3 separate regions of the Homo sapiens genome follow, and all the other regions are linked to region 2. A link is a loop called in an ENCODE intact Hi-C map of the cell type or tissue named here. Cell type or tissue: HCT116. All regions are shown on one strand. Each heading gives the region's core, and the rest is flanking DNA. Links, peaks and the distances in the headings are about the cores only.

The links. Peaks named below come from ENCODE experiments on the same cell type or tissue, not always from the same donor. Only the 100,000 strongest peaks of a DNase experiment are listed, where the experiment ranks them.
Region 1: a loop joins it to region 2, with 5 times the contacts of the local background. A loop is called at or near these places in 5 of 110 quality-filtered maps.
Region 3: it touches region 2 in a loop (9-fold over the local background); 19 of 110 quality-filtered maps call a loop at or near these places.

What each region holds. Positions count from the first base shown.
Region 1 is chr1:166,475,083-166,482,533 of GRCh38, reverse strand. It overlaps LINC01675 (long intergenic non-protein coding RNA 1675), which reads left to right. Exons shown (of 3, transcript NR_146890.1): 2 at 5,565-5,653; 3 at 6,330-6,762. It also overlaps the pseudogene FMO7P. Among named protein-coding and RNA genes, the nearest start is that of LINC01675, 11 kb to the left of the region's middle. In HCT116, for the core only: a CTCF peak has its summit at 3,301 (motif pointing right); a DNase peak (open chromatin) is centred at 3,293; H3K27me3 peaks cover 287 bases.
Region 2 is chr1:167,055,659-167,063,109 of GRCh38, reverse strand. It overlaps GPA33 (glycoprotein A33), which reads left to right. Exons shown (of 7, transcript NM_005814.3): 5 at 7,261-7,380. GPA33-AS1 (GPA33 antisense RNA 1) reads right to left here. Exons shown (of 6, transcript XR_922249.3): 2 at 4,683-4,803; 3 at 2,364-2,482; 4 at 347-439; 5 at 1-122. Among named protein-coding and RNA genes, the nearest start is that of GPA33-AS1, 6.7 kb to the right of the region's middle. RefSeq lists an enhancer at 5,783-5,902. In HCT116, for the core only: CTCF peaks have their summits at 2,408, 3,785 (motif pointing right) and 5,676 (motif pointing right); DNase peaks (open chromatin) are centred at 3,769 and 5,649; H3K4me3 peaks cover 1,020 bases; H3K27ac peaks cover 585 bases.
Region 3 is chr1:165,921,093-165,928,543 of GRCh38, reverse strand. No RefSeq gene overlaps it. Among named protein-coding and RNA genes, the nearest start is that of MIR3658, 17 kb to the right of the region's middle. RefSeq lists a silencer at 162-271. In HCT116, for the core only: a CTCF peak has its summit at 3,641 (motif pointing left); a DNase peak (open chromatin) is centred at 3,663.

The DNA.
Region 1 (7,451 bases), core at 1,011-6,010, 580 kb after region 2:
TTTTTTTTTTTTTTTAGCATTCCTGAAAACTGCCTTCCTGACATTAGAAGTTCTATCTAAAATCTGACTTATGGATTTGACCACACACCCCTAAGCCCATAAATTCAGTAATTGCCTGTGGTGAAGGACCCTACTTTTCCCTGTGGCCTCTATTCTCTGGACCATGTCAGCCATCCTCTCCATGGAGGACCGGACTGTGTTCAGTCCTATGAAGGCAAACACAGGATAAGGAAAGGTTTAGGAAAGGCCAAGGAGTATAGTTCCAGGAAAGTAAAAGCGTGGGAGTGCGAGTTCTGAGCTTCTCCAAAGCTAATTGAAAGGACCTAAAAGAAGAGTTCTAGAAAGAAAATGAAGACCTGACTTTTTTCTTTCCCTGTTAGCAATATAAATGGGAGTTTTTATTCCTATATTTTTAAAGAGAATTGCTGAGAATGGCATGTTTTTCCTTCTCTGGCTCCTCAATTACTGTCTGTTCCACAAAATAGATAAAAAGAAAAAGAATGAAGGAGAAATCTCATCCCCAAAATAATTTTAGTACAAGTTCTAAATGGAACCCAGGGCCCTGGAGTGATGCTGATGCTGGCGGCTGATTCTGGACTATCCTGGTTTTGTGCTGTGGGAGAGCCCAGAAAGTGTGTACCAGGATGGGGGATTCTCTCAGTTTTGTAAAAATTGTTATGAATGAGTTTCCCACCCTTGATAACAATTTTTTAGGCTTTTCGGGCCTTTCTAAATTCTCCAAAAATAATTTTAAAAAAGGAAGATGTGTCCCTGTTATTGCCTTTAAGCTAAATAAAATTTATCTGGATAAAAAAATTATTTTAAACAAAGTTAGTGAACAGTAATTTCGGTTGTAATTGACCCATTCTTTCATTTAAACTGACTCAATTTTAATGCTCCTTTGGTTCAAGGTGGCTGGCTGTAGCAAAAAGGAAGCCACAAGAATTCATTCCTTTTAACTGTGTTACCTTTTAACACTCAGGTGGCCCAGAGAGTTTGGAATTTCCTTGTTGGCATTACAGCTCCCGATGGCTGCATTAACAACAACAACCAAAGTCACTTTTTCCACATGAAGTGGGAATACCTAATTGTATAGGAATATCTGGTTATCAGTGATATTCACAGAATCTTCAAAGAAAGGAAATGAGAAGGTGTGTTATTTGGCAAAGATGACATCAACATTCTCCACAGTGCTACGGTGTTAAAAAGTGGCAGCTATTTCCGTGAATTCTTTCACATTGGGTTTGATCATTATTCTGACAGAAATGGATGTTTTGGGAAGGTTGTCGCTAAGCTCTCACTGTCATTGAGAGTTGAGAAATCTTCAAAACTGGGGAAGATGGCTCATATTAGTATTTGTCTCACTTCATTTACTTATCCATTTATTCATTCTGGAAAATGTTATTGAATACTCTTTTTTCCCCTTCTGTTTCTACAGATGTATTAAAAAATGGTCTCTAGGAAAGATTTGGACTCCAGGGTTCTCCTTTTCCTCCTCCTTTCCTCTTCCTTCACTCTCCCTATATGAGGTTGATCTCATACTAAGAAAAGTAAAAAGCCAGGAAGGCAAAGCTCTGGTCTTCCACTGGAAACATCTTCACCTGTCTTTCCACGGTAGGGCCTTAAGCACAGCCTGTCTACACTAGCACAAGACAGAGGCACCTATAAAAGCTGGCTCTGGGGACTCATTCTCAGCTCTGATCTAGCATTTATCACAACCCCTGGTTCTCTTTGTTCTGAGATATTTAGCTGAATTTCACATAGTGGTGATGATTGGCACACAATCATATAGCATATAGCAAAGTCTCATTTGTCTGGCACTGTCATATTATCAGGATGTTGAGGAAACTTACATTTATACAGTTAAGAAAATACTTCTTTTACAATTTCTTTACTTTTTCACTTTGTTTTGATTAAAATATTTCTAAAATTGATTAAGCTCTTGTCTCATTTCTTAAACAGTGTGCAACGAACATAACTTAACCTTTTTTATTGCTTATTCTGATCATTAAGCACCTTAATTACTGCTCAAATGCTATAATGCAGTTTTAATGACTCCTCCCTGTGTTGTTCATTATTATAGCTCTTGTCACTGAATCTGCAGCCAGCAGTATTTCCCTTCTCACTTGTGGTTCTGGCCTGTCAAACCAGACAACCCATGGTTAGAATTATCTGTAAAGTAAGGGCCAATAAATACTGAGTGGTGGCGGGTGCCTGTAGTCCCAGCTACTCGGGAGGCTGAGGCAGGAGAATGGCGTGAACCCGGGAGGCGGAGCTTGCAGTGAGCGGAGCTGAGATCACGCCACTGCACTCCAGCCTGGGCAACAGAGAGACTCCGTCTCAAAAAAAAAAGACTTGGAAAACTAACACTTTACAATCTTTGGTGGTGTGACTATGTACTTTTCCTGCTAATCTATAGGCTTCACAAGATCAAGTACTTTGTCCTTTACCTATCTAAACCCCAGCAGTGCCTGGTGCTCCTGGGCTCTCTCACCTTCTTGATCTTCTAAACTCTGCCAGTCTTCAGTCCTTAATTAGCATAACCATTTCCAAGCTGGGGATCCTAAATCTTAAATTTGCAAAGGGCTGGGATCAGCTTCCCTCACTTTTACTTCTCAATTCACTCTCTAGTATCCTCATCCAATTTCATGCTTAAGCAATTTGCTTCTGTGTGAATGAACCCTAAATAAATATCTCTACACAAACCATTTAAATTAATCCCTATGCATTTCCTTTGTCAAGTCAGTGATCATTGCTTACATCTGTAAAAAGAAAAAAAAAGTTGATTATTTCTTTTATTCTTAGGTTGAAATGTAAGCAAATCTTCTAGGAAGGAGATGTCGATTTTAGTACGAGCCTTTTAAGTAATTTCCTGCCTTCCTTTACACTAACTATTAATGTCTTGGACCCTCAGTTTTCTTGGCTGTAAAATATGGGGGTTGAACTAAATAATTTCTTCAGCAATGCCAAGCTTTAAGATGCTATAATATTTTATTGATTACAGGAATTTAACCTCATTTAATTGGCTCAAAGAACTACTATCAGAATTTCTTTAAAATAATATTGTTTTATTTGTCGTATTTTTCAGACTTTTTTTGCTCTTTACATTGGATATTTTTAGTGATAAAATATTTTACACATGCAAAAAAGTAAAGAGAATCATACAACAGACACTTGTATCATGTATGATAATGTACCTGGCACACAGTAGGTGAATAATAAGTACTCTTGAAAGAATGATCTGGACCATCAGAGATAACTACAGTTGCTATAAAATAGCTGTGATTTTCCCAGAATGGCCAGCAGAGGGCGGACTTGCACATTGACAAAACTGACCCTTGGTTTAGGTAAATTACCTTGGTGTCTTAGCTCCCCTGGTACAAATTAATTATTGTGAAATTGTTTAGCACATAGCCAACAGCTGATCTATCTACCCCTTGTTAACCACATTAAATGAACACAACTACTGTTCACAGATTGTTCAGAGACTTCAAAGTCAGTGCATTGTCAAATAACAGTTTGGAAAATTTGCAGTATTTAAACCGCCTATCTAGATCACTCTAAATCTCCCCAAATCTTCTTTGCCAGTTGTAGCTATATTTCTAAACCTTGTCATTAGGAGTAGCAGAGTGATGGTCTGAATTAATTATCAAAGTTGCTGAATATTTTGTTTCACTAGTTAAGTATTGTAATCTCACTCTCGATCTGTTAACAAAATATATATAACCCCCTCACCCCCCCGCCACACACATGCATATCCATTCTTTATGCCCAGAGGAAGCCACTGTTAACGGTTACTTGAATCTTTTTTGAAATTGCATATGCACATATAACCATAGATATATAGGTTTTTTTTTTTTTAACCATAAATGGGATCACAAATGCCTGGAGTCCTATAATGTAATTTTTTTTAATAACCATGTAATCATCTACAATATATCTGTGTTAACTAGTAGAGATCTTGGCAGAGAGCAAACGACCTGAATATTTCTGATCTGATTACTGGGAATCCATTTGGCCCAGCCAACACACTTAATCCTTTGTTGTCTCTTGTGTGTAGATAAGGTGTTTTCAGTGGGAAGCCATAAAAATAACCCCTGAATCTTGGTTATCCTATACTTTGTGCCTCTCCATGCAGGTGGAGGATTACCACAACAACAAGATGCAGCTGTAAGAAAATAGGCTTGCTTTGCAGTGTGGCTGAGCACCACAGCCAGATCAGAGCCAGAATTTCCAATGCCAGTCATGAGGATTCTGTTTCCCATAAATCCCTCTAAATTTTATATTTCTCACTGTGGAAATATTTGCCTTTGAATTTCTCAATCTCTATTTAAGGAAAATAAATGGAAAATAATTGTTTAGATTCAAGAAATGCAAAGGTTACTTTAGCTTTTGCATTGCATTTGTGCAGTCTAACAGTAAACCCATTTTATAACTAGAATTTATATATAGTACCATGTTCAACTTCTTTTACTACTGGTCCTTCTGTGTCAGAGATCCATAATCCGTGGGCCATGGACTGGTACTGGTCTGTGGCCTGTTAGGAACTGGGCTGCACAGCAGGAGGTGAGCGGTGGACTAGCAAGCAAAGCTTCATCTGTATTTGCAGCCACTGCCCATTGCTTGCATTACTGCCTGAGTTTTGCCTCCTGTCAGATCAGTGGTGGCATTGGATTCTCACAGGAGTGCAAACGCTATTGTGGACTGCACATGTGAAGGATCTAGGTTGCATGCTCCTTATGAGAATCTAATATCTAATGATCTGTTACTGTCTCCTATCCCTTGAGATGGGACCATCTAGTTTCAGGAAAACAAGCTCAGGGCTCCCACTGATTCTACATGATGGTGAATTGGATAATCATTTCATTATATATTACAATGTAATAATAATAGAAATAGAGTGCACAATAAGTGTAATGCATTTGAATCTTCCCCAAATCATCCCCACCCCACCCCACTCTGTGGAAAAATTGTCTTCCACAAAACTCTTCCCTGGTGCCAAAAAGATTGGAGACCACTGCTCTATGTTACACCAACATTAACTGATACTAACAGAAATCTTATTTACCATAGTAAACACATGAAGTTATTTTATATACATTTTCACAGAGCAAGTTCATTTTGGTAATACCCAAATCCATACAGCATACTATGTTTTTTCTATCATTATCATCATGGACTCTCAAAATTGGAAAATGAGTCCATCTGGTCCAATTTTACATCATATATTAGCAGAGACTTGCTATGCAAAATTAACCCACAGACCGGCAGTAGCAGCAGCAGCAGCACCAGAGAACTTAGGCAAAGGCAAATTCAATTCAGAGGACCCACTCCACACATGTTGAATTGGAATTTTGGGGAGTTGGAACTAATAATCTGATTTAACAAGGACTTTGGGTGATTCTTGCCATACTAAAGTTTGAGAACCATTGATCTATAAACTCCTCATTAATGATCATTAGTTTCTGCTTAAATATTTCCTTAATTAGGAAATCTACTACTTCACAAGGCAGACCGTTTCATTTTAGATCATTACTTCTTGTTGGAAATCCCTTCTTATTTAGATCCAAGTCGACCTTCCTGGAGCCTCTATCCACTACTTGTTTTGCTCAACAAGAACACACATCGTGTTGACTCCATCTTTTATATGATGGTGAGTTGTGGTCAAACACAGCTATCCTGCTCCTCTTCCTCCCTCCGTGAGTGTCCTCCTCCCCCAGTGAATGTCCCTCTCAGGTTAAATAACTTTAGTGGTTTTTAAATGTTCACCAAGCTGCATTTATCTCTTTAATATTCTTATTGTTCTCCTTTAATGAAGTTCCCTTTTGTCACCATTCCTTCAAAGTGAAACACTTCAAAGAGTACAATAAAAAATAAATAAATAAATTTTTAAAAATAAATTTAAAATGAGAACAGAACATAATCCTTTAAGTGTAGTCTGACAACACTTAGAGGGGGGTAAAACAGATAGATACCTTTGTTGAAAAGTAAGTGCTATTTTTGGTTTGGGCTTGGACATTCTGATTCTAACAGGCTTTTTCCTTTATAAAACTGAAATCTCTACAGAAGTCAGGTTTTCTTCTAAAAGGGGTTATTTATTTGGGTTAGTGACTTATTGTTTGACATTGTCAAGATAATTTTAAATTTGTTTTACTTAACCACAGACTGTTATAAAGGAGAGGCATTTCCTTTGCTTTGCATAAATCATCCCTCCACCATTAGGATTCCCCAAGATAGGAAAGTTACATACCTAGGTAAATGAGGGTCAGTCTGATGACCACTGCAGCCCATAACTGTGCCAGAGACAGATGACCTTTGCTTCCCCTCAGCCTCACCACAATGTTCCATTGGCCAGTGCAAGAGAAACCAGGATGCTTCCTCATACTGCACATCTTTATCTGAGAACCAAAGGACAAATATGGGTGTCACATGCCAGCTCCTTCTACCTCCTTCTGAAACCAGAGGACTGGATTGGAACCAACAGAGATCATGCTGTTTACTTCACAGATTTCAAGAAAAGTGAATTCTGAGTAATCATTTTTTTTTAGATCTTCCTATGTGTAAAAATCTTTGGTGAGATTTACCATCTCATTTAAAGTTCTTTCACAATTTTTGTGAAAATTGAGTGATGTGTAATAAATAAGTTATTTTTTTTCTTTATAGCTGATGCTTGACCTTTTTTCCCTTGGTAATATAGCTTACGAAGCAGATATATATGCCAATACACCCTTGATTTTAAGTCTTTCAAATAGAAGAACATAGGGATAAACTGACACATGAGAGATGGATAAATGTACGGACACATACATGTTCAACAGTTGTTGTTTTGGGGATTATGCCACAGAGTCATCAAATGCTGTCTAACACTAAATTAGATTTTCCTGTGAGGTTGTAAGCAACCTGTTGTGGGAAGTAATCAAGCAGGGACTAGATATCCATCTATCAGAAAAAATGAATTTCTAGAGAGATATGGCATAGCCTTTCCAAATTTAAGGTTCCATGAGTGTAGAGAAATGAGGATAATGACTGTTAATGGTTAGTGTTTACCTTAGGAAAGCCACCAATCTAAGTATTCTATCTGCACTAACTCATTTAATCCAGAAAGAGATGGCTCCGAAAAGGGAATTTTAACAATACTCTGCCTTTCTGCAAAGAAAATGCCAAGTGAGAAAGTTGTATTGTTGATATACACACATATTCACAAAAGACCGCTATATAGGGAATAAGCTTTTGCAAATAAACACACTATTGCCTCTAAATCAGTGAGCAGTATTTCTAAACCAGGAGATTTAATCTTCTGAAATTTCATGAAAAATATTGTATTTATGTGCCCATTTCTGGAGAAAGGTGACAATTGCCCTCATCAGCTTTGCGCTCAAAGGTCAAAATAATAATAATTATAAAAAACTTTAAAGCTTACCCAGAAACAGATGTATTTCACAAGGTCAATG
Region 2 (7,451 bases), core at 1,434-6,433:
TTCTGGCAAGAAACAAAAATGATTCATGTAAAGCGCGTAGCGGAAGCCGTGGTAAATGTTAACTTGTTTTCTTTGTTCCTCATTCCTCAGTTCTCTTGGATGAACGTGCCCTGATAAGCACTCTGTGCAAAAGCATGGGTAGGATTTTAATTTGATTGTGTCCTGAAGTATACATTTGAGACCCCAAGTCTAACTCGGGGGCTCCACGCAAAGGTGGGGAATTTAACTTTCCCATTCCTTATCCAGGCCGGTCCCTCTCAGCCGTCACGGACCCCCGCTGCCCCAGACACACCACCGTTTTATGGCTCCACACAACGACAGCACCATGTTGCTGTAAGGGTCCCACCTTCTTAGGGGAGGCGATGGTGGATTCAGCTATAGTTGCCAGGAGACCAGTTTTGTACTGGGCAGCTTGGTATTGGACCTTTCAGTCAGGAAACTGAAAAAAAAAAAAAAAAAAAAAGAAAGAGCTATATAAAAATCCTACCATCCTTTCCACACCCAGAGCCAATGGGTGTGGAAATACCCTGGTGGAGTCCCAGGGCCCCTAGTGCCACCCCTGCTCCTGAGGATCAAGAAAGACAAGGCTTGCTGGGTGCCGTGGCTCATGCCTGTAATCCCAGCACTTTGGGAGGCTGAGGCAGGAGGATCACTTGAGGCTAGGAGTTCAAGACCAGTCTGGGCAACATTGTGAGACCCCTGTCTCCAAACAAAATTTTTAAAAAATTAGCTGGGCATGGCAGGACTCACCCTTTAGTCCCAGCTACTCAGAAGGCTGAGGTGGGAGGATTGCTTAAGCTCTGGAGGTCGAGGCTGCAGTGAGCCATGATCACACCACTGCACTCCAGCCTTGGTGACAGAGCGAGACCCTGCCTCAAATAAAATAAAATAAAATAAAGTAAAATAAAATAAAATAAAGTAAAATAAAATAAAATAAATAAAATATTTTTTAAAAAGAAAGACAAGGCCTGAAAGGTGTCCATCCGATTTAGCTTCTGGGAGGTCTTTCAGTTCAGTGTAGGTGGAAAAGGAGGCCAGAGGTGGAAAGCAAAGCCAGCAGGGCACACAGCTCTTCTGAGAAGATGAGGTGCCCCGGGGGTGGGGATGAGGACCCGGGGGAAGAATATCTGGTGTCCTGGATAAGCCCAGCCGGACGGATGCACACATTGGGGGTGCACTCAATCCAGGAAGAGCTTTATCACTCGTTTGGGGGCAAATCGACTTCTTAAAAAAGTTAGTAGACACTTTGGGAGGCTGAGGCAGGCGGATCACGAGGTCAGGAGATCGAGACCATCCTGGCTAACACGGTGAAACCCCGTCTCTACTAAAAATACAAAAAATTAGCCGGACGTGGTGGCGGACGCCTGTAGTCCCAGCTACTCCGGAGGCTGAGGTAGGAGAATGGCGTGAACCTGGGAGGCGGAGCTTGCAGTGAGCCGAGATCGCGCCACCGCACTCCAGCCTGCAGCCTGGGCAACAGAGCGAGACTCCGTCTCAAAAAAAAAAAAAAAAAAAAAAAAAAACAGTTAGTAGAATCCACTCGACCTAACTTAAAATAGGTCAATGTAATGTAGGTTTTCAACAAGCTTCCAGTTGTGTTTACGTATTTCTGGTTGGCAACTTTTTATCGAGTGTGTCTGGAATTTTTGTTGAAACCACCTGGCAGCTCCCCGGGGGCTCTGTGGCCTCCTCTCTCTGGCCTATGAATAGTCTAGTGACTCCAGCCATGGTCATGGTAGGTGTGCTGTGGACACTGGTAGTGTCTGATCTTCTTTCCTGCAAAGTGTGTATATGGAGACCCAAAGCTGAAGGTTACAGGTGGCAGATGCTATAATAGCTTTATACCCAGTGGTGATGTAACACAGAAGATGCATAAGAAGATCAAAGAAGGTTTCTCCAAGGAGTGGGTATTGGAGTCGACAGTGGTTAAGAGCATGCCATGGGCTTGACTCCTGGCTCGGACACTTGTTAGCTGTATGACCTTGGCAAGTGACTCAGCTTCTTTGTGCCTTAGGTTCTATGTCTATGAAATGGGTACAATGCTAGTGTTTACTTCATAGGGTTGTGAAGATTAAATAAAAGTAGATGTGAAGCATTGAGACTAGTGCCTGGTAGGCAGTAAGCACTCATTTAATGCTAAGTGTTATTAGCTGTTATTTGAGTTGGGTCCTCAAGGATGAGGAGGCTTGGCATGGAGAACAGGAAGGAATCATGACTGTCTGGTGTGGCTAAGGGGTAGGGTGCGTGTGTAGGTGTAGGAATGGTGGGAGATACTCTTGTTAAGAAACACAGTGATGAGAAATCATGAAGAGCCTGTGCGTTACGCTAGGGAGGTTCGTCTTTGCCCTGTAAGCCACGGGTACCTTCTGAGGAGCCTCACAAAGGGGCAGCCCAGCTGCAGTTCTCTCCTGCCTCCACAGGGAGACTCTTCTGGTTGTTAGAAGCCAAAACTTAGTTCTTTCATTATCCAAAAGGGAGAATCCTGAGGACAGGAAAGGAGGTGAAAAGAGAATTGCTTCTTTAATTTGTGAAAGCTTTAATTTGTGAAAGCTTTATCCTGTCTCTAGTTAAGATTTGCTGAGTCAGAATGGGGACCTGCAGGTGACAGAAAAGAATATGGTTAATGTCCATAACAACATGCCCTGGCATCTGGAGACATTGCGGGGTGAGGGCAGAGTTCTCAAAGCCTTCGTTTCCACTCTGCTTTGCAGAGCCTTGGAGAATCTGCCAATTCTGGCCAGGTGCAGTGTGGCTCATGCCTGTAATCCCAGCACTTTGAGAAGCTGAGGCGGGTGGATCGCTTGAGTACAGGAGTTCGAGACCCACCTGGGCAACATGGTGAAACCCTGTCTCTACCAAAAATACAAAAATTAGCCTGGCATGGTGGTGTGTGCCTGTAGTCCCAGCTACTTGGGAGGCTGAGGTGGGAAGATCCTTGGGCCTGGAAGGCAGAGGTTGCAGTGAGCCAAGATGGTGCCACTGCAGCCTGGGCACTAGAGCCAGATCTTATCTTAAAAACACAAAACAAACAAACAAAAAATAAATAGAGAGAATCTGCTAATTCTTCTTCCTCTGTGGGTCAGCCCAAATTATTTCTGGCTTTTAAAACATTTCAGTCCACCATGGACGATTTGGAGAGGAGGGTACCTCTGCTCTCCTACATCTGAAGACAATTTCCAACATTAGAGATTCATTCCTTTGACTAAACCCTCAGTGGAAACAAGCTAGCAGTGAAAAGAACAGGGAATCCAGAATCAGGAAACAAGAAGTCCTGACTTCTCCACTTTGGAGCTGTGAGTCACTCACAGCCTCTCGGACCCTTAGTACTGCCCTTTGAAAAAAACTGGGATTCCCCAAAAGCTGTGAAGAGGATGAGAGGAGATCCCATGTGTAATAGCTCTGAACAGACTTTGTAAGCTGTGTCCCAGGAAGCTGAGTTTCATGCACTGAAGAAACAGGAATTTGGATATCAAGGAAGTGGGGGAGGGGGTAGTTCTGGGGCCTGGAGCACTTAAGGGGAGGCGGTTGTGAAGGGTGGGGACCAGTCCAAGGAGGATCGTGAGGGCCCTTTGTGAGAGAGAGGTGGCAGCAGGGGCTTGTCGACAAGCTACAGGATTGGGTAGGGGTTGGGGGGATGCGGAAACGTTAGGTCTTGTCAACGTGACATTAGCGTCTTGGTGAGACAGGAGGTTCTCTTGAGGGGAATCTCTCCACAGCTGGAGCAGAGGAAGGTGGGAAGCGTATGACCGTCCTGTGCATTCCCCTTTCTGACCACAAGGTGTCGCCACTGCAGCGGAAACATTAGTTTTCTCCGGATATCAGAAATTACTAGTCCCTTTCCGAAGGAAAAGGGGCTTGGGAGCCCCAACTCGGAATCAAAGAAGGTCCTGTGGCACAAGACCTGCACTGGTTCATCCCAGCAGCTTCCAGTGCACACGGTTTGCATCAGGGAACTGGGGGAGGATAGCGCTGACTCATTGGACTAGGAAACCCCATGTTCCCCACCCTAAACAAGGCCTAGAGCTCAAAGCTGGACTCTGACAACTAAAAAAGTCCTGACTGTCTGCAGTGTGCTGCCTACACTAAATCCAGAGTCCGAGCTTCACACTCTTAAGTGGTGGGGATCTGTTATGAGCTCTAGACCTCCTAAGTATGCCCAGGGCCATAGAGCATTTCCTAAAGTGTGTTCCTTCAAGATGCCTCTTAAAAATAACAAATCCGATTCATTTAGCAAATGAGAGCATGAATACCACACCCCGCTGTCAGAAGTTCCCAGTGCTCAACAGCATTGTAGGAGCTCTGAAAGTGCTGCCCTTAGAAAGATTACTTAATCCTAACTCAGTGATTCCTAAACTTGCTTTTTTAGGGACTCCTTCTCCATGCCGCATGTTAATATCACATGTAAACAATGTTCCAGAAAACATACTGAGGCGTGGAATTCTAGGATAGAAGGGGACACATTTTATGAAGAATGAGCATCCAGAGAGTAGTGTCCTGGGGGTCAAGGGAAGAATTTGAAGAAAGTACAAGTGAAAAGACTGAAAGAAAATAGCACCAAATCAAAGTGTTATTTATAGGTGATGGAATTATGAATGATTTTTATTTGTTCTCTCTTCTTTAAAGAGGCATTCCTTGGCCCTTTGGATGAGATTAAAACCCCTTGCCATAAGCTCAGATAGTACCTCCATCTTGAACTGTAACCATCATTGTTTCATGTCTGTCTTCTTTGGGAGACTGGAAACACCAAGAGGACAGGGACCCTCCTCATCTCGTTTATAGCTGTGATCAGCAGCTAAAGATTTTCTGTATTGAATTGAATTGAAATAATAGTTTTATATCATTTATAAATTATTATAAGGAGCATACATTGCTTTTATCATACAAAATTTTATTTTTATACATATTTTTTTCGAGATGGAATCTCGCTTTGTTACTCAGGCTGGAGTGCAGTGGTGCGATCTCAGCTCACTGTAACCTCCACCACCCAGGTTCAAGCGATTCTTTTGCCTCAGCCTCCCAAGTACCTGGGACTAGAGGCGCACACCACCATGCCCGGCTAATTTTTATATTTGTAGTAGAGACGGGGTTTCACTGTGTTAGTCAGGCTGGTCTCGAACTCCTGACCTCAAGTGATCTGCCCGCCTTGGCCTCCCAAGGTGCTGGGATTACAGGCGTGAGCCAATGTACCCGGCCACAAATTTTTAAAAGAAAATTATCAATGGCTCCAGGGAGTTCTAGACCTGAAACAGGATTTTTGTTCCTGTTTTATAATTTCTTAATTTTGTGACCTTGAGCAGTTCACTTAACTTCTTTAAGCCTCCAGTTAACTCCATGAATTGGAGATTGAAATATTGAGGATTGCTGGAAGGATGAAAGGACATCACATTTGAGGATGTGTACTGAGCAGCACATCCGGAGAAGGAAAATCTTGAGATGCAATCTTGCAGGAAAGTGACGGTGGGGCGGAGAGAGGACAACTCCCCTGGTTTTGCCCCTAGCACCAAGTGGCAAGAGGCAAAGCTGGTATGATTGACAGGGCCAGATCTGTGACCTGAAGCTTGGACTTGTTACTGAGGATTACGTCTAGTGGTTGCTGGGCAGCCCCTGAAATGTCTGAACAGAGCAGTGACAGGATCGTATTTACAATTTAGAGCGTCTCTTAGGGATGGCGTGTAACCACCTGGTGGCAGCAGGGATCAGGCAAGGCTGGCTCTGCAGCAAAATTAGAGGAGGTAGGTCTCCAGCTCCTCTCAAAATAGCAGTTATAACAAAGCATCTTGGATGGCAGGACATATACATATGCCCAAGCACAAAGCTCTTGCTTTCAAGATGAAGAAATTCATAGGATGATAGATTGAGGGGAAAGGTCTTCCATGAGATATTCTGGTCCGTTCTCTTCGATTCAGGAGGATCAGGTGTTTTCACTCCTGCTTTCCGAAGGAAGCCTACAGCTCAAAGAAGTTAAATGGCTTGCTCAAGTGGCGGCAGATGTAGAGGAAGAGTCTAGACAGTCTGCCTCCGTCCCACCCCAACAGCACACACATTCACCACCCCCCATACCACACACACTACACATGCAACACACACCACACATCACACACCACACACATTACACCCACCACACACCACACATCACACACTGCACACCACACATACTACACACGCCACACACACCACACACAGTACACACCACACACACCACATGCAGCACACACACTACACACACCACACACACCACACACCACACACACACCACACACATTACACACTCACCACACACACTACAAACGCTGCCACATACACACCACACCACACGCACCACACTACACATGCCACACACACCACACACACGCCATACACACACCACACACACCACATACATCACACACTACACACACACTACACACACCACACACCCACCACACACCAGACACATCACACACTCACCGTACCACACACACTACACACACCACACACATCACACACTCACCACACACACTACACACACCACATACACACATACCACACATATGCCACACACACCACATACCATACACACACTACTCTCACAGAGCACAGCACACACACGCTGCACATCACTGACACACCACACACCACACACACTGACACACCACACACACTGACACACCACACACACCACATAACACACAGACACACACACACACATACACCCCACACACCTCTCTCATGGCAGAAATCCAGAGATCAGAGTTTTTGATTTCCAAAGGCTTCTTTCATATGAGTCTAAGCTAAGAGATTTGGTTTCTGAAGATCATAAAAGTAATAATATCTTCTGATTAGAAAGCATTTTCATGTAATACATAATGTGCATTATGTTTCCTGAGCACTTACTACATATCAGGCATTCTGTTGTGGGCTTATATTTATTATTAGTACCTCATTTTATGCTTGCAAGTACCCTGTGAGGCAGGTACTATTATTTCTGATTTTAGATGAGGAAATGGAGGTTGAATGAAGCTGAGTTACTTGCTAAAGACAAATTAATAAGTGGCAGAGCCAGGTGTCAAACCCAGGGTGCCTGACTGAATTCTGAGCACTTCACATTGTGGGCCCTGCCTGGTTTAAGCGTCCTGCAGCCCTGGAGGTGGACATGGGGCTCCGGCCTGAAGAAGCTCAGTGGCAGAGGTTGTGCTTCCCAAGGAGTCCAGACCTCCCATTCCTGGCTGTCTCCACTCCACTGTAGTGCCTCTCTTCACCCTGACTCTTCTTCCCCTGCAGCCTCAGGTCAGCCTGTCTCCCTGAAGAATATCTCCACAGACACATCGGGTTACTACATCTGTACCTCCAGCAATGAGGAGGGGACGCAGTTCTGCAACATCACGGTGGCCGTCAGATCTCGTAAGAGCAGCCTGCGGGGGGAGGGCTGACAAACGCCACAGGATAACTGGTGGGGGTCCAGAAAGTCAGCT
Region 3 (7,451 bases), core at 1,011-6,010, 1.1 Mb after region 2:
AAGGGTATTGGGTTTACATTCTGCAGGCAGAAAAACACGGGTTCAAATTCCGGCTTCTCCATGTATTGCTGACGACATAATTTACTTAACATCTCCTAAAGCTCAATTCCCTTTATGGAAAGAGGGGTAATTCAATCTACCTCACAGGATTCAAATGAGGTTTAAAACAAAACAATGCATTTCAGTGACAGGCATACAGTAGAGGCTAACTAGATAAATGGTTGATGAACGAAATGAATGCGAGAAATTACAATTGCGCCCCCTGGTGAGGTTTTGAAGCCTAGCACATTGGAGAATGACAAGCACATGGGAGATAGTGTCATTACAGGATGTGTCAATGTGTCATGGCCAATACTTACACACACACACACACACACACACACACACAGTCTACCTCTGCCAGATTCTCCTTGCTGCTACAGCAGCAAATAGAAATGACCATGTATTAGTCCTTTCTCCTTATTCTCACACATACACAAATGCAACCAAGAGAAAAATCTCCACATCTAAGTGTGTCCAAAAGTCATATCCAAGTTCTGTATTATCAAATATCTATTAGCAAACTCAACAAAAATAAACGATGGAGAAAAGATTCCCTATTCAATAAATGGTGCCGGGATGACTGGCTATACATAGGTAAAAGAATAAAACTGGACTCCTACCTATCACCACATACAAACAATAACTCAAGACGGATTAACGACTTAAATGTAAGACCTCAAGCTATAAGAATCCTAAAAGAAAGCTTAGGAAATACCCTTCTCAATATTGGCCTTGGCAAAGAATTTATGACTAAGTCCTCAAATGCAACTGCAACAAAAACAAAAATTGACAAGTGGGACCTAATTAAACTAAAGAGCTTCTGCACAGCAAGAGAAACCATCGAGGAAGTAAAGAGACAACCTACAGAATGGAAGAAAATATTCACAAACTATGCATCTAACAAATGTCTAAGACCCAAAATCGATATAAAAACTTAAATCAATAAGCAAAAAGCAAATAACCTCATTAAAAGTTGACAAAAGACATGGACAAACACTTCTAAAACGAAGACATACAACCAGCCAACAAACATATGACAAAATGCTCAACAACACTAATCATCAGAGAAATGCAAATCAAAACCACAATGAGATACCATCTCTCGCCTGTCAGAGTGACTTTTGTTAAAAAGTCAAAAAATAACAGGTGCTAGCAAGGCTATGGAGAAAAGGGAACACATATGCTGTTGGCAAGAATGCAAATTAGTCTAGCCACTGTAGAGAGCAGTTTGTAGATTTCTCAAAGAAGTTAGGCTGAACTACTATTTGTCCCAGCAATCCCATTACCAGATATATGCCCAAAGGAAAATAAATCATTCTACCAAAAGGATACATGCACCCATATGTTCACTGCAGCACTATTCACAATAGCAAAAACATGGAATCAACCCAGGTGCCCAACAACAGTGGACTGGATAAAGAAAATGTGGTATATATTCGCCATGGAATACTACACAGCCATAAAAAAGAACAAAATCAGCTGGGCGCGGTGGCTCCTGCCTGTAATCCCGCACTTTGGGAGGCCGAGGCAGGCGGATCACGAGGTCAGGAGATCGAGACCATCCTGGCTAACACGGTGAAACCCCATCTCTACTAAAAATACAAAAAATTAGCCAGGTGTGGTGGCGGGCGCCTGTAGTCCCAGCTACTCGGGAGGCTGAGGCAGGAGAATGGTGTGAACCTGGGAGGCGGAGCTTGCAGTGAGCCGAGATTGCACCACTGCACTCCAGCCTGGGGGACAGAGCGACACTCCGTCTCAAAAAAAAAAAAAAAAAAATCATGTCCTTTGCATCAACATAGATGCAGCTAGAGGCCATTATCCTAAGTGAAGTAACACAGAAACAGAAAACCAAATACCACATGTTCTCACTTATAAGTGGGAGCTAAACATTGCATATACATGGACATAAAAATGCCAACAACAGACACTGGGGAATATTAGAGGAGGGACTGAGGGAGGGGCGCAGGGGCTGAAAAACTACACATTGGGTACTATGGTCTCTACCTGGGTGATGGATTCAGTCATACCCCAAACCTCAGCATCACACAATATACCTTTGTAACAAACCTGCACAGGTACCCCCAATTCTAAAATAAAGGCTGAAACAGAAAAAAAAAAATATCTATTAGCAAACCAGATGGTGCTGTTGGTGCTGTTGTTGACTGCATGATCAAATAAATCTCTAACATAAAACAGCAGAGAACAGGTTAAAACCCCCTCAGAGGAAATGCTATTCTAAAAATAGTCTCTCTTTGGTCCCCATTCCCACCCCAGCAGCCCCCTGACACATGCACATACACACACACACCAATGTGTGTGCATGGAAAGCTCACCTTAACTGAAGTTTTAAAAACACCAGTTTGATCAAATCAATAAAGACATTTTTAAAATAGACTCTGAAAGAAAATGGCCCTAAGGATCTCGCTGGGGTGTTCTTTGGCGCAGCAGGCGATAAGCATGGTGACTGACATTTCCAGTCTTTCCTCCTCCCCTCTCATGCCACCAATCATGAACAGGCACTTTAAGTCTCCCATCACCTTGAGAAGGGGTCAGTCTCCTTTCCTCAAGCATGAGAGAAGATGGCAAAGCTCTCTCTACCATTCAGTTCCTTTATTGGTCCTGAAAAGTGAGTGACAGTGGCTTTTCTTCTCGGAAGCTTATCTCAGGGGTTAGAGCAGCATCATACCACACCCATTCTTAATCTCCTCTTCCTCAGGGTCCCTGCCCGGAAAAGGAAAGTGCCCCTCTCCACAGTCTGGAGCATAACCCTCCCACAGGGCCACCCTTCTTGGATGCCAGGCTGACACCTCCCCAGAGAGTGTCAGAGCACAATGTTCAGCCCAACACTTTAATGACACTGCTGTTTCCTGGCTCTCAGATTTGTCCGAAACTGCCTGGTATACCTCGGCTTACTGTGGGTCTCCTCTTCTGGAAGAGTGTACATTCTAGTTAATTCAGTAAATGCCCATGGTGCACCCAAACTTCCTAGACTCTGAGGGCATTTTAGGGAAATTTATATTAACAATTATTTTAAAGCTTCATAAATATATGGCACTTATGAATTTTCAAAAGTACTTTGATCTTCATTACTTTGCTTAAATCTGACACAATCCTATGAGGTAGAAAGGACTTGATATTATCATCCCTAAATAAAGAGATTAAAGATTAGAGAGTGGTTAGTCCAGGGTTATGCAAATAGTCTACTGCAAAGCCTGGGTGGTCTCTGGCAGGCAACAGTAAAGCCATATGCACATGAAACAGGTGTATGAAGAGGTGGGTGAGACTGAGACTGAGAGGGTGGATGGTGCAGGTCCTGTAAGTTTCCTTCTCACAGACTGACCAATCTGAGTTCTACAGGAAAGCCACCCACAGTTCCTCCTTGTTGAGACCCCCTAGATCTAGGAGTTGGGATTGTACCTCTTTGTGCACATTCCATTCTGCCTTGTACAAGAGTTGTGTCTATATGTGAGGGGCCACTGGCCATTTATGAGGTCCTGGAAGGCAGGGAGGGCTTGGCACAGTACCTGGCACATGATAGGTGCTCTCTAGTGTGTTTGAATTGACCGTCCTCCAGCTGTTCTGAAGGTTAAAACAGGACTTTGCTGTGCTGTGGCTCATTCTCACCCTCTAGTGGCCACTTTTAAGAATAACGGACCACAGATGGAGCTGAGCTTCCAAAGCCAATCAGGAGGCACTGCCATGCCTAGGCCACAGTCCACCTTCTGGTCAGGAGAAACTCAGTTATCAATGGAACTCTTTAAAAATACATGTGCATCTCGGGCCGGGCGCGGCGGCTCACGCCTGTAATCCCAGCACTTTGGGAGGCCGAGGCGAGTGGATCACGAGGTCAAGAGATCGAGACCATCCTGGCGAACATGGTGAAACCCCGTCTCAACTAAAAATACAAAAATTAGCTGGGCGTGGTGGTGCGCGCCTGTAATCCCAGCTACTCGGGAGGCTGAGGCACGAGAATCGCTTGAACCCGGGAGGCGGAGCTTGCAGCGAGCCGAGATTGCACCACTGCACTCCAGCCTGGCGGCAGAGCGAGACTGCATCTCAAAAAAAAAAAAAAACAAAACAAAAAAACGTGTGCATCTCTGCTAGCGAGGCGTCTGGCTCTAAAGCAAAAGTCAAATAAGGAAATCAGCCAACTGTTTATCAGGCACTGACTACGTGGCAAGTACCCTGCCAGGACACATGAGATACAGGAAACACAGTTGCTGACCGTAAAGGAGCCCACAATTTAATGTGAAGTAACACTCCACCGCCCAGGCATCCCAGCATGCTTCACATACAAAGAACAATGGAAGTTTTAGAACTCCAAGCAACATTTGATGCTGTGAACAAAGCAGAATTTCTCTGGAGGAGAAAGTTTGAAAAAACCAATGAGACACTTTTTTTTTTTTCATTATCATGGTTCAGATAACCAGAAAACCTTCCTGCTACAAAATACCTACAAGTTCCACATAAAATACAAAAAAGATAATAATAATGAAGTCCTGCTTAATGCATAGCTGAGCATATAAGAAAATGACATTAGACAAGGGCCAAGAATAGCAATTTAAAACATTAGTATAAAACACAATCAAAAATCAACAAGCAGATTTGGACTATAATGAAATGGTTTTTCTAAAAGCCAAAAATATGGTCACTGAAATTAAAAACTTGGTAAGTTTTAAACAGCAAACTAAACATGGGTGAAGAGCGAGTAACTAAATTGGAAATGATCTAAGGAGCTTAGCTACAATGTAGCTTGAGAGATAAAAAGATTAAAAATAAGGCAGGGCACAGTGGTACATATCAATAATCCCATCACTTTGGGAGGACAAGATGGGTAAATCGCTTGAGTCCAGGAGTTCGAGACCAGCCTGGGCAACATAGTGAAACCCCATCTCTACAAAAAATACAAAAATTAACCGGTCATGGCGGCTCACGCCTGTGGTCCCAGCTACTTAGGAGGCTGAGGTGGGAGGATCACTTGAGCCCAGGAGGTTGAGGCTGCAGCAAGCCATGATCACTCTACTGCATTTCAGCCTGGGCTATAGAGTGAGACCCTGTCTCAAACAAACAAACAAACAAAAAACAGATTAAAAATAAAATAAGAGAGTAAGAGACTTAGAAGAAAGAGCAAAAGGTCCTATGTACATGGAACCACAGATCAAAAGATAGAAAACAGAGAGAAAAGTGAGAAGGCAACATTAGAAAAGATAATAGCTATAAATTTTCTAGAATAGATGAAACACATAGAACTCGCCTTCAGGAAGCACATGCCCTAAGTAGGGTAAATAAAAATAAATCCACATTTCAACACATCATAAGAAATTGCAAAACATCAAAGAGAAATCTTTTTAAAAGACAGAAAACAGAAGACCAATCTATCCAAAATGTTGAGAGAAACAGCTAAATTATAACTCAAGAATGAGGGTAAAAAAAGGCATTTTCCAACAAAGAGTGTCCCACTAATAATTCTGACAAATAATTATGAAAAAAATGTGTGTTATGAAGAAAACTGAATCCATAACCAAGATTGACAATGCAAAATAAAATAGTGAACAAAGTCATTAGTAATAATCTGGGAAAATCTAAATGAGCACTGACAGGATAAAACAGTAATCGTAACTAATGTCAAGAATATAAAAGCAAGGTGGAACTATAATACTTAACATCAATAACATGTAAGATAGACAGAGTGGTCAGAGTTTAAGCTTTCAAAGCTTTCATATTGTTTAGGAAGAGGAGAGAAATACTGATTAAATTCAGATTTTGTCAACTATCCATGTCAATTTTAAAAGATGGCCACTAAAGTAAGAAAAATATAATGTGTGTAATTTTCAACCCTAAAAAGAGGATAAAAGTGAACATAAAAAATCTCAACTTTTGGTTAAACAGGATAGGTTGAACCACTGTTTTCTCTCTGCTGTCTTCTAACACCACTCTAAAAATAGTGAATTTAGCAAGATTGCAGAATAAAAGACCAATATATAAAAATCAATTGTATTCTTATATGCTTGCAATAAACAATCGTTAAGTTGGACTTCTAAAAAAATACTATTCACAATAGCATCATAAAATATAAAATATGTAGGGATACATCTGATAAAAGATATTTAAGACTTATACATTTAAAACAATAAAACATTGCTGAGACACTTTTAAAGACCAAAATAAATGGATAGATATATCTTGTTCATAAATCAAAAGACATAACACTGTTAAAATGTCAGCTGTCCCCAAATTGATCTATGGATTCAACACCATCCCAATTAAAGTCCCAGCATTTTTTGTAGAAATTGACAAGCTGATTCTTTAAAATTTATATAGAAATGCAAAGAACTCAGAACTGCCAAAACGATTTTGACAAAAAATAAAGTTGGAGAGCTGACACTACTAGATTTCAAGATTTATTATAAAGCTACAGTAATTAAGACAGTGTGGTATAGATGTCAAGATAGACAAATCAATGGAACAGAGTCTAGAAACAGACCCACATATATGGACAAATGACTTTTTCACAAAGGAGCAAAGGCAATTCAAAAGAGAAAGGACAGTCTTCAATTATGGTGCTAAAACACATGGATAGCACATGTAAAATAATGATATTACCTCACACCATCTTAAAAAATTAACTTACCAGGTGCAGTGTTTCAGGCCAGTAATGCCAGCGCTTTGGGAGGCTGAGGCAGAAGGATTGCTTTAGCTCAGGAGTTTGAGACCAGCCTAGACAACATAGCAAGACCTTGTCTCAAAAACTCAAAAACTTAGCCAGTCATTGTGTTGCACAGCTGCAATCCCAGGTACTCAGGAGGCTGAGGCAGGAGAATCACTTGAGCCCAGGAGGTCAAGGCTGCAGTGAGCCATAATTGCGCCACTGTACTCCAGCTTGGGTGACAGAATGAAAAAAAATAAAAAAAAAACCCACCTAAAACTATAAAACTTTTAGAAGACAACACAAGAGAAAAACTTTTGTGGCTGGGAGTGGTGGCTCACACCTGTAATCCCAGCACTTTGGGAGGCAAAGGGAAGCAGATCACTTGAGGTCAGGAGTTCAAGACCAGCCTGGCCAACATAGTGAAACCCGTTTCTACTAAACATACAAAAATTAGTAGTGGTGGTGGGTGCCTGTAATCCCAGCTACTCAGGAGGCTGAGGCAGCAGAATTGCTTGAACCTAGGAGGTGGAGGTTTCAGTGACCCGAGATCATGCCACCGCACTCTAGCTGGGGCAACAGAGCGAGATTCCGTCAAAAACACACACACATACACACACACACACACACACACACACACACACACACAAAAAAAAAAAAAAAAAAAAAAACACTGGCTGGGCATGGTGGCTCACGCCTGTAATCCCAGCACTTTGGGAGACCTAGGTGAACAGATCATGAGGTCAGGAGTTCGAGACCCGCC